2 separate regions of the Homo sapiens genome follow, and region 2 is linked to region 1. Evidence: read pairs that join two places in POLR2A ChIA-PET (ENCODE). Cell type or tissue: OCI-LY7. All regions are shown on one strand. Links, peaks and the distances in the headings refer to the core of each region. The heading gives the core; the rest is flanking DNA.

Region 1 (6,409 bases), core at 1,032-5,031:
TGACAAAATCACCTCAGCAACACGTGATTGACTGTATTTAATTGTATTAAAAATGTTTGTTGTAGAAAAAAATGGAAAAAATGAAGTTTGTCGTCTTAACTTTTTCTAAGTTCAATTGTTATCATTTTTACCTCCCAGTCGTTTTTAGCAGTTTTAAGTATATTCAAATTGTTGTGTGACTGATCTCCAGAATGTTTTCATCTTGCAGAAGTGAAACTTTTGATTCATTAAACAACTCCCCCTTTCCCCCTCCCCCAAGGCTCTGACAACCACCGTTCTACTTTCTGTTTCTGTGAATAGGTTCCATGAATCTGACTACTCTAGATACCTCATGTAAGAGGAATAATACAGTACAGTAGACTCCCCTTACTTGTGGTTCCACTTTTTGCAGTTTGTTACCTGCTGTCAACTGTGGTTTGAAAATATTAAATAAAAATTTCCAGAAATAAACAATTTGTAAGTTTTAAATTGGGTGACATTCTTTGTAGTGTGATGAAATCTTGTCCCATTCAGCCCAGGATGTGAATCATTCCTTTGTCCAGCATAGCCCTTCCGCATATGCTACCTGACTGGTAGGCACCTAGTAGCCATCTCAGTGATCAGATCACCTGTCCAGGTATTGCAGCGTTTGTTTTCAAGTAACCCTTATTTTACTTAATAATGGCCCCAAAGTACAAGAGCAGTGATGCTGGCATATTGTTATAATTGTACTATTTTATTATTAGTTATTAATCTCTTACTGTGCCTAATTTATAAATTAAACTTTATTGTAGGTATGTATGTACAGGAAGAAACATCATATATATAGGCATCATTAATACCCTTGGTTTCAGGCATCCACAGGGATCTTGGAATGTATCCCCTGACGATAAGGGAAGACTCTTACACTTGTCTTTTGTGACTGGATTATTTCACTTAGCATAGTGTGTCCAAGATTTATCTGTATTGTAGGATGTGGTCAGAATTTCTTTCCTTCTTAAGTCTAAATAATATTCCATTGTATGTGTATTAGTCTGTTTTCACACTGCTGATAAGCACATACCTGAGATCGGCTAATTTACAAGAGAATGAGTTTTAATGGACTTACAGTTCCTCGTGGCTCGGGGGGCCTCACAATCATGGTGGAAGGCAAGGAGGAGCAAGTTACATTTTACGTGGATGGCAGCAGGCAGAGAGAGAGCGAGCTTGTGTGGGGAAACTCCCCCTTATAAAACCATCAGATCTCATAAGACTTATTCATTATCATGAGAACAGCATAGGAAAGATCTGTTCCCATGATTCAGTTACCTCCCACTGGGTCCCTCCCACAACACGTGGGGAATTCAAGAAGAGATTTCAGTGGGGACACAGTCAAACCATATCAGTATGTATATACCACATTATGTTTATCCATTATCTGCTGGTCAACACCTACGTTATTTCCACCACTTGGCTATTGTGAATAGTGCTGCTACAAACATAGGTGGGCAAGTAAGTCTTTGAGATCTTGCTTTCTTTTGAATAGAGACCCAGATGTAGAATTCCTGGATCATACGGCAATTCTATTTTATTTTATTTTTTTTGAGGGTTATCTTTTATAGTGGCGGTACAATTTTACATTCCCACCAACACTATTTTTCCCATCCTTGGTAATTTTTTCCTGTCCTTACCAACATTTAACTTCCATTTTTTTTTTTTTTTCTGATAGTAGAATTCCTAATGGGCGTGAGGTGATATCCATTGGGGTTTTGATTTGCGTTTTCCTAATGATTAGTAATGTTGGGTCCCTTTGCATATACGTGGTCATTTATATATCATCTTTGGAGAAATGTTTATTCAAAGGATTTGTCTGTTTTAAAAGCTTGGGCTGTTTTCTTGTTAAAGGCATTTTTTTTTATATTCTGGATATTAACCTCTTATCAGATACATGATTTGCAAATATTTTCTCCCATTCTGTAGGCTGCATTTTCACTCTGTGGATTGTGCCCTTTGCACAGAAGCTTTTACTTTTGTTGCCTATGCTTTTGTTGTTATATCCAAGAAATCCTTGCCAAATCCAATGTCATGAAGATTTTCCCCTATTTTTCCTTGTATGCTTTACAGTTCAGATCTTTTAGGTCTTTGATCTACTTTGAGTTAAATTTTGAATGTGATGTAAGGTAAGGGTCCAACTACATTCTTTTGCCTGTGGATATTCAGTTTTCTCAACACCATTTGTTGAAGAAACTGTCCTTTCTCCATTGAATGGTCCTGGCATCCTTGTTGAAAATCTTTCGGAGATTAAGAATTATGTATATATGTTTAGCACCTTGAAGACTTCGTTCAGCTGTTTCCAGCTTTCAGTTTTTGAAGAGTCAGCTTTCAGTTTCATTGTTCTACTTTTCTAGTTGCTTTAAAGATCTTTTAAAATTGTTTTTGGTTTACTATGAGTCTAGGTGTGGATTTCTTTCTATTAACCTGGCTTAAGATGTTCTGGGATACCTAAGTCTTTGGATGGGTGTCTTTTGTCAGCTCCCCATCAATATTTCGTCTGTTAGAGCTTCTGTTCCATTCTTTGTAGGATCTTTTGAAAATCTTAGTAGTTTTTTTGTTGTGCGTGAGACAGGGTTTCGCTCTGTCACCCAAGCTAGAGTGCAGTGGCATGGTCACAGCTCACTGCAGCCTTGACTTCCCAGGCTCAAGCAATTCTCCTGCCTCAGCTTCTCAAGTAGCTGGGACTACAGGAGGCACCACCACATCGTTAGTAGATCTTTATTATACCTTCTCACTCCGAACTTCATGTTTCACAACATCTCAGATGTCATATTTTCCATCTGTCTCTTTGTGTTTCATTCTGCATTCAATCTTTAGCTCTCTATCTTTGAACTTACTTTCTTTTCTGCCATATCAAATAACTTATTTAACTCTTCCTTTGAATTTCTCACTTTAATATTATACTCTTCCTTTCTACTTAACTGTTTTGCATATCTGCTGGTTCATAGTTTTGGTACTTGCTTATTCTGCCATTATATTCTTTTACTAACTGCTGTAGACTGAGTGTCTGTCCCCCCAAATTCATGTGTTGAAACCCTAATCAAGAATGTGATGGTATTTGAAGGTGGGGCCTGTGGGAGGTGATTAGGATTAGATGAGGTCATGAGGGTAGAGCTCTCACAGGGCTCTTAGGAAAAGAGGAGGAGACAGAAGATCTCTCTGCATGCATACACCAAGGAAGGCCATGAGATTTTGTAACCAGGAAGACAGCTTTCACCAAAACCTTGACCATGTTGGTACCCTATTCTTGAACTCTAGAACTGTGAAAAATATTTGTTTAAGCCTCTAAGTCTATGGTAATTTATTATAGTAGCCTGAAATAAGATATGATATCTGTTCTTTTTTAACATTAATTATTCATATTTTACATTGATAATTTAAACACCTGCAGTTTTTGTGGAACTGATTTGTTTAAGTCTCAGTCACACAGGCTTGTTTCCAGTTGTGATTTGTGTTTCAATTGTGAGCTTATGCTTGTTGAGACTTTTATCTGTGGGAATTCTTTGGGGTCTGAGGTTGAGGTCATTTCTACAGAGAGCATTTGTTTGCCTCTGTCTAGCATCTGAGAGCACTACAATTTGGACTACCTTAAATTATTTTCTACTCGAGGTTTTTCAGGCTGTAAAAATAATGTAAAGTCTGATCTCGCATCTGTTATGAAGTTTGCTTTATTGTTAGCAATTCTCAGGCAAGACATTTTTTTCTCTCCACCCATGGCCTAGGCCTAGTCAGGCAGTTTTCCTCACTGTCTTCCTTCATAGGTGCTTTTATTTATGTAGTTCACTCTTTGTCTGACTTGTCATCTCTTTTGAGTGCCAACTTTTTGGAGGATTGTAATTTGACATCTCATCTTCTGGGATCCTTAAGCTTTGTTTTCTCAATCTCATGTTTATCAGTAAAAACCAAGTGATCTGCAAATGCTTTTTGGAAATCCACTGGTGATTTCAATACTTGGTCTCTCTCTGGATTCGCTCTTTTCTTGTCACTTTTTGCCTTTCAGAGTTTCCCCACTTTCTTGCTAGGTTAGATGAATTTTAAAAGATATTTTTAAATCCTGCATCTTAAAAGATATGATTAGGTTAGAGAATATCTTGCTATAATGCTGGGCATAGAATTCCTATGTGACTTTTATATTCGATATTTCTGTGTATTAAAACTATAATCACTTATAATTTAATGTGCTATCGTATTTATTGAAATTGAATAAACTGTATCCTCTGTTCACTTTTTGGATTACTGGGTAATTCCAAAATTCAGTTTTATGAAATGTTTTTATGCTCATATTAGCTGCTTAATAGATGGATGAACTCTGAAATCTCAGTGTCTTAATGTAGGTGAAATTTATTTCTTACAAAAATTCTCTTGGTGGTGGTGGAGAGAGGGTGGCAATTTTCTTTCATGGAGTATTCACAGACATGGGCTGATAAAATCACTTCTTCCATACATGACTTCCAGATGGCAGATGGGGAAGAATTATACTAGAAGTTTTTTTGAACCAGGTGTAGAAGTGCTGTACCTAGCTCCTGCCTAGAACACATTGCCTCCTATTCACTTACAGGACCAATATTGGAGAGTTGGGAAATGTAGTCCTTGGTGTGGAAGTCACTTCACAGCGATGGCTCTGGACCTTGGAAGGGGAGCCTGAATCTTTGGTAGACAGCTAGTCTGTCCCTACTACAGTCCTATTCTTTGGCCACCAAGTATCTATCATGTGCCCTTCTTTGTATACACAGAACACATTTACCCCTTTCCCCAAAGAGAAAACCTGAAATCCATCCCAATTACACATCCAGTGTTAAGTTTAGAATCCCTCTGTGATGTGCAGTTTTTTCCTTCAGGTCCATATGTGGCTTCTTGTGGCCTGGCAACTCACGTAGTAAAAGATAAGTTAGGTGTCTCTAGGATGTTTCTTTAGATGTAAGAAGTCTTACATGAACCTCATGAATTAGTCTGCCAATTTTATCACGTATTATCTGGCCCCATCCATATCTAATATTTCTCTGTAACCTCTTCTTTCTTTACAAAACAACAACAAAAAACCAACAAAAACAAAAAAACCCTGTGTTTTACCCCAGTCACTTTTGCTCTCAACTGTTTTGGTGCCAGGAATACTCAGCAGTTTTTTTGAAGTGAGATAAACACTGATGTCTTCTGTGTCATGGGGTCCCTCCACAGGGTTGCTTGCATTCCTGAAGTGTTTGCACTTGGTAGGATAACTCTTCCTGTTTCAAATCTTTCTTATGTACCTGAGTGCACACCAGCTGTGAGTAGAGTTGGGTAAGGACAGGCTCCAGTTCCAGCTGCCACTGTGTGCCTCTGGCCACGTTGCTAACTCTGGTTTGTGATGTCAGAGTCATTCATTTCCCCAGATCCCTTCTCCTTTTTTGGCTCATCTCTTGCAGAACTCTCAATCTTGCTCCAACACATCTTGCCTTTTCATGGCACCTCACTTTCTACTCTATGTAAAGCAGCATATATAAAAACAGAACAAAACACTCAATTTCTTATGGGAAGAGATGTTACCTAGTTTTATGTGCTGATATCTGTGTCTCAGCTCTTACCCAGGCAGGAGAAACTAGAGCTTTTTTCAGTGCTTTACTATATTTTATGATAGTCATATAAAATATTTTTTCAGAATAATTTTCTTTAAACCAAAATGTCCCAAATGAATGTATAGCACTGAGAACAAAATAAATGAGGAGAATGGTATTAGAAAAAAATACCTTATATCAATTCATAGTTTTCCCTTTACGTAGGTGTATTGTCTTTCTATAATAAAACTAGCATGAGGCATACGGGCATGTGGAGCAGATGAATCAGCCCCTCTGTCCACTTGCCTGGAAGTGTGGCCTTGAAGAAACAGCAGAACTGCTTTGGATAAGATGAAAATTGGGCCCCACGTGGAACTCATTAACTTAGGAAAATAGAAACCAGATTATCTGGGGATTCAAAAACTGTATTGTGTTGCGTTCTTCACCTTGTGTTTAAGATTCTCTTGGATTGGTTTGTAAACTTTGGCTCCACTGGGCTTCTGTAAGGTCAGAGGCATGCTGAGAATTTTGATACCAGGAATGCCACCAGGAGCTTTTGTGTTCCAGGATGATATCTGAAGGAAAATAACTTGTCTCGGTGGTTAATTGCTTTTATTTTGGGATCCACCTTTCTCCTGCCATCTTTTTTCCTTTCTTCTACCCAGAATACTATAAAGACGGCAGATAGGCAAGATGCATAACTTTAAGTTTGCCGAAGGGGGAAAAAAAAAGGCTAATCTTTCCTCAGCCTAAGGGAATTGCTAAGCAATCAGAAGTTTGCTAATGAGCACAAATAGACCATCTATTCTTGAAGATGCAATGAAGAAAAACATCTAAAATAAACTCTGGAGGAGGAGGAGAGAAGA
Region 2 (6,409 bases), core at 1,150-5,149, 550 kb after region 1:
AGAAGGCCCTTGCCAGATGCCAGACTCTGGATCTTGAACTTCCCATCCTCCATAACTGTGAGGAAATAACTTTCTGTTCTTTAAAAATTACCCAGTCTGTGTTATTCTGTTATAGCATCACAAAATGGACTAAAACAGGACTGTATTTGAAACCACCATATAATCCTTGGTGTGTTCATTACATAGTATGATGGGGACAAAGATTGATTTGTAAGAAATGCCTAAGCTTGAGGATCAGGTATAAAAGAGGACACATATTTTTAAAATTATTATTATTAAGTTATATGAGCTTTTTATATATTTATATATTCTAAATGCAAGCCCTTATCAGATACATGGCATGCCAAACTTGTCTCTCAGTTTCTGTATTTTCTTTTCACTTTCTTAATGGTATTTTTTCCTGTGATCATTTTTAAAAAGGATCTATGAGTGTACCAGGCAATTGAGAATTCATGGATTGCTCCTAAGCTAGTCCAGTGCAATCCACATTGTTAACTATTTATTCCTGATGTAGTAACAATCTGATGCTCATACAAATAAAGTTGCATTTACAAAATACACAAAGTAAACAGCACTGAAACTATTGCAGGGCCTTTGTATCTCCAAAATTTGATCACAGTAGCTCTGCGGTGTCACAAATGGGTACTTCACATGAACTCAGGAGTAGGCTACCTCATGTCCTTTATCCTTGGCCTTCTTATCATTATGTACTGTTCAGAATTCAATGGAGGGAGGATGGACTATATCACTGTCAATGCTGCTAGTGTCCTTTATGAAAAGTGAGTTCTCTACCTACAATGTTGTCTCTCAATTTTTCTTTACTATTTAATGGAGAAATGAGGCAAATGCCTTAATAGCTTGATTATGTCAAGCTCAGTCTCAGCTAGGTCTCAGGTAGGAGCACAACTGCTACACTAAGTACATTATTCAAGGTGATTTGAGAAAATAGTGAAGCATTATAAATAAGAATATCACAACAAATATTAATAGCATCCATGAGAAGAAAGTTTGAAGGCTCCACTTCTCACTCCATTGTTCAGAGTCTGAGAAAAAAGAACTTGAAAGTCAACATTTGAACATTCTTAGTAAAGTATCAACCCTGGACTCACTCAAGAGATAGCAATTTTGGTTCAGCTTGTCACAAAATTGTTTTAGGAATTTATGCAGGTGGCTTACATGTTTGTTTCGGTCTGCTCTTCTGTAAAGTAGCAGTAATGATTTTTCTAGTGAGAAGTGTTGGAACTTGGCACAACTACCTGGAATGCCAGAGATTTGGACAATGAAATGAGTTGTGCTTGAAAGCAGGAACAGCCTTCTCTATGTGCATTAATTTATTTCTATTTATCGGCTCACCGCCTAACAGGAAATATGTCCTTCATGCTTAACAGATGCTATTGATATTGCTCTTACTAAGGTCTTGGCTTAACAAGAAGGTGCTTCTGAAACCATCTTCGTTTGTTTGTTTTTAATCTGAAGTTTTGGTTTCAGTAAGCTTGTTTAGAATGCATTTCAAAATGAGTTAATATGATTCAGTTCTAAATTTATAAAGCACTATCCAAACACCAAGTTAGTGAACATATAAATATACTATAACCATCAAAACCCAAACATGTGTAATTTATTTTCCTACTTCCTTTCTTATCCCGCTCAAATTCATTTCCCACACTTTTTCCAGCACAATCTTTCTGAACTAGAAGTCTGGTCGCGTCAGATTTTAATATCACCCAAGAATTTCCCATTGGCTGCTTGATAAAGCCCTGGCTCCTCCATATGGCAGGCACAAGCCCCTGAAATCAGCCTCTCTCTCCAGGCCTCTCTCTCCAGGCCTTTTTCTGGCTACTCTGAGCCACACATCTAATACACCAGCATTGAGAAACTGTTATTTAGCCTTTCCCCGTCCCCCCCCGCAACTCTATTTCTTTCTCTGTGCTGGCTTTTCTCTGTGGAATGCCTTTTATTTTTGCTTCATTGATGACTTCTTATATTTTAAGACTTAACTCAAGGCTTATTTCCTCCTGGGCCTCTTTTCTAAGTAAAACATGCCGAGTTTGATGCCCTGCTTTTGTGTTCACGTGATGCCCTATATGTGTCTCTAACTTTGCACTTACTCTGTTGTATTTAACTTCTATTTCTCTGCACTGTGAGTTCTTTGAGGGCAGAGGCAGTCTTATTCCCCTTTGTTCCCTCAGCTCCAAACATTGTTCCCACAAACATACCTGGCGTTTTTTTTAAGCACTTTATCTACATTTTGCCGTCTAATTTTCACAGTATCACGATAAAGCTAGTATTGGCATTTCAACTTTATTAATGAAGAAACTGAGATTTAGAGAGAAAAAACAATTGCCCAGGCTCATAAAGCTATCGCATGGCAAAGCCTGCTCTCCTCTGTTCCTCTGTCTCATTTCTGAGCCAGAACACTTACCAGATCTTTGTTCTACTTCTTCTCAAATATCATTTCAAATTAATTGGTGAAGTACTTTCTCAGTGATTTCACTAGTTTTACCTATAGATATGCTCTTTTGTGATCTGAAACTAAGTCTTTGCTATTTTAACTTTAAATCACCTGGGCCTTCTCTTTTCTTCATTTCTTAATGGATATCAGTATGGAATCCCTACTTCCTCCAGCTATTGTCATTTACCTCTCCCTCTGATTAGTCTAATTTATCAATGATCAAAATTGTCAAATCTGATAGCTCTTTTCAAGACAGCTTTGAACATACATGTGACAGTTCCTTTGCCAGCAATACCCTTTTCTTTCCATTATTCTAGAAAAATCTTCACACAACTCAAATACCACCTTTTCCATCTTGTATATTGTTTCAGAAAATTAGTTTTGATATTACTGTTTTAGTTATAACTATAGGTTAATATTGCTTAGAAAGTGTAATTATATGAGAACTTAGAGGTAGCTATCAGTTACCTCTTATAGAAGAGACAGTAAAAAAAAATGCTCAAATTTGAAGTTTGTTTGTTACCACTAGTCAGGTTGTTCAAAGAAAAAACAGATGCCAAAGGGAACTGAATTCAAATGTTCAGTATTCTGGTAAATCAACTCTGAAGACCTACAGCTTTCTTATGGTTCCATCTTTGTGTTGATAACACTACTTGATAGGTGATACTTGTGTGTTGTTGACAGTATGTCAATATTATATTAATTCCCTGAAAAACAAGTTTCATTGAGTAATCGAGGGAAAGGTATACCCATATTTATGCCATAGGGCTATTGTTAGAATTAAATTAGATACAATACAGAAAACATCTAACACTATTCCTGCCTCATACAATGAGTATCCTCAGTGGAAGTCTATTCTCTAGTAAGAAAGTGCCCTTATCCAGAAATCTTTCTCTTTCATTTTCATTATGAGAGAAACTATATTTCTGGACCCAAATCACAATTTTCTTATTACCTATGTTATCTCTGGTAAATAATAACCTACAGAAAAAGTTGTTTTGAGAAGTTGAGAAGTTGCTTGGTAGTCAGAAGATTAAGTGATTCACACATTGTTCTGCCCAGGAAATGATGCATAACATTTATATTAATAATTTTGATGACTATTTATCTGTGTATTTAAATTTATTTCACCTAGCCAGCAGACTTATGAAAAAGTTGAAAATGCAATTGAAAATGCTCTAGTTCATCATTGATAATTGAGCATTGAATCGCACACCTTCTTTTTACCTCTGCCAAGTTCAAAGAGATTGTCCCCACCTTGTACCCTATTTCTGGTACTGTTTACTTGCTCTACATTCCTGTGTCTTTTTCTTGTCTTTGCAGTTTTCTTTCCTGGTTCCTTAGCAACAGCCATCTTGTGCTGAGTCCTGAATCCCATTTCAAGGGTCCTGTTTCTTGCCCAGCACCTTGAATCACTGCATAATTCTGGCTGTCAGATTCTCAGTTGCCTAGTTCAGACTGTTTGAACAAGCCTATTATTGTGAATTGATCTTTTTGATTGTGACTACTCTCTGCATCATTTTTACCTGACTGAGGTGACTTTTGCTTTTCATTTTCAGGGGCAAGCTTAATTCCACTCAGTCTATTATTGTGCACTGGCACATGGATGGATGTGTGTGGACACACACACACGAGTACGCAAATCTGCCTGCATTCCCACCAAGTCTGACCACACAAACTTGTCTTACTTTTTGCACAGTAGCAGATGTCAGTACTTAATATTACTAAATCTAGATCCTTGCAGTGCAATACAAGCTTTTAAAATGCAAGTATGTTTTTTACATAAAGACTCTTTTATATTTACTTATGGAAACTCTTAATTAGAGATAAATGTACATGGTACCTCAGAATCTGGATTCTGGGACAAGGCTTTTCACATTCACATCCCAGCTCTATTACTTACAAGTTGTGATCGCTTAGCTAAATTATATAATTTTTCTGCACCTTAGCTTCATCATCTCTAAAACGAGGATGCTATATCTCTGTCATCATTAAACGAGTTAATGAATGCAAAGTTTAGAATGCTGTCTGGTGCACAATACATTCAATAAGTATAGGGTATTTTATTATTATATATTTATGCAAATGATCTTGCTTAAAACAAATTTTAACCTTGAAAAGATAATTCAGATTGTTATAATTATAGCAATATTTAATCTTTAGTTTTGACATGATCAAACAGCAATAGAGACTTGGAAGTATTACCGCATGGTTCTTGGAATCCAATGGAATTAATAAATTGGCTTCAGGGAGTTTATAAACCAAATTGAGAAAAACAAAGATTATTACATTTATTTCTGCTACTTAGAAACCATCTTTAAAAAATATTTGCAAATATGTTATGAAGTCATTATTTCTTCATGGTGGTACAATATACTATATTAAATGGTTATATAAGTATCATTATAATACCTCTAGAAAATGTGCATTGATAGTTAAAATATGACTAATTTTTAATTTTTTATATTGCACCAATCCCAGTTTATAAAATGTCTAAGAAAGGAGAGAACAAAAAATTGTCTATATTATTTGATTTAACTTTCACCATAGAAGCCACCATTAATCTTGTACAGAAAGACACTAATGAACTCATACTGCAAAAATAATATAAAATGCTAAAATGGACAAATCAAACAAAACAGAGGTAATCGCATAGCAATTACGTTGTTTGCATTCAAAATCCAACTGGGTGGAAACAGTGACCTTCTAGTTTTTAACAATTAGGTGTATATTGATGATGTCAAAGAATTCGCTTTTTAAAAAAAATCTACTGTTGAAATATTAAAAGGCTGTTGACATTTTCAAAATAGTGTCAAGATTCTTTGCTAATCAAATAACAATGGGAAAAGTCATGTACTTTGTAGTGTGATAGACAATTTTTAGTGTCTGCACACATTGAAATTATCTATCTATCTATCTATCTATCTATCTATCTTTCTATCTATCCATCCATCTATCTATCTCTGTATCTATATCTCTGTCTCTCTCTCTATATATATTTTTTGGGGGGGATGTAGGAGGTGTCCCCAGCACTACCATTGCTGAGAAATTTCTGCTGCTATATCTTTACTGATAGTTGGTGTTATCTTTTATTTTTTTCCTGAAGTTGGAATAAAATATTTTAGTATTTTATTAATATATATTTTTCCTTATCAGTCAATTTGTTGTACATGTTATTTTCTACTAATATATTGGGCTGTTTGGCTTTTCCTTATGGATATGTAATTCTTTATATATTCAAGAGAGCAATTCAGTATTAATTATATGTTGCATATGTCTTATTTGAGTTTGTAGTTTCTGTTATTGTGTCTTTGGGGGATCATTTAATCAACATAAGTTCTTAATATAGTAAAATTTATTAATCTTTTTCTTCATTAATCTTTGTGCTTTGAGAAATTATTCTTTCTAAACAAATCTCTTTCTATCCCAGTTCCATAAATGTATTTTCTTTTATTAGGTTAGTGCAAAAGTTTTTGCCATTTGATTAAAAAAAGGCAAAAACCACAATTACTTTTGCACCAACCTAAATATCTTATTCTAAAAGTAGAGGTTTTTCTTTCACATTTAAAGATTTAATTTAGTTGAGATTGATTTCTACTGGACTGTAAGATCGGCGTCTAATTCTTTTATTTTTCCAATACGAATAACCAATAATTTCAGTACCATTTATTGAAAAATTCAAAAGTTCCCAAAGTACAATAATGCAAGCTGAGTCATGAATAAAATTTCCATCAATGTGTGGATTTCATTATGGTTTTTTTGTTCCCTTCCAGTAGTTTATGTTTTTATGTAGCTGTACCAACATTGCACTACCTTTATTCCTGCTTAATTATAAATTCTGATATTTGTAAAGCAAATTCTCCCACTCAGGTCATCTGTCTTGGATGTACTTGGTCCTTTGTTACTCCATGTCAATTTTAGATTTGTAATGATTGTCATGTTTTACCAAATAAACAC

Evidence for each region. ChIA-PET counts read pairs that join two places held together with the same protein. Peaks named below come from ENCODE experiments on the same cell type or tissue, not always from the same donor. Only the 100,000 strongest peaks of a DNase experiment are listed, where the experiment ranks them.
Region 2: POLR2A ChIA-PET joins it to region 1 with 5 read pairs; 2 of 35 experiments call an interaction of 5 or more read pairs at or near these places.

Annotation. Positions count from the first base shown.
Region 1 is chr1:193,537,605-193,544,013 of GRCh38, forward strand. All of the region lies in intron 3 of LOC124904475 (a long non-coding RNA gene), which reads left to right. Among named protein-coding and RNA genes, the nearest start is that of LINC01031, 240 kb to the left of the region's middle. RefSeq lists enhancers at 2,251-2,460, 2,711-2,780. In OCI-LY7, for the core only: no CTCF peak of the experiment used is centred there; a DNase peak (open chromatin) is centred at 2,617; H3K4me3 peaks cover 1,240 bases; H3K27ac peaks cover 1,423 bases.
Region 2 is chr1:194,083,528-194,089,936 of GRCh38, forward strand. The region is part of intron 5 of LOC124904475 (a long non-coding RNA gene); the gene reads left to right. Among named protein-coding and RNA genes, the nearest start is that of LINC01031, 780 kb to the left of the region's middle. In OCI-LY7, for the core only: no CTCF peak of the experiment used is centred there; no DNase peak of the experiment used is centred there.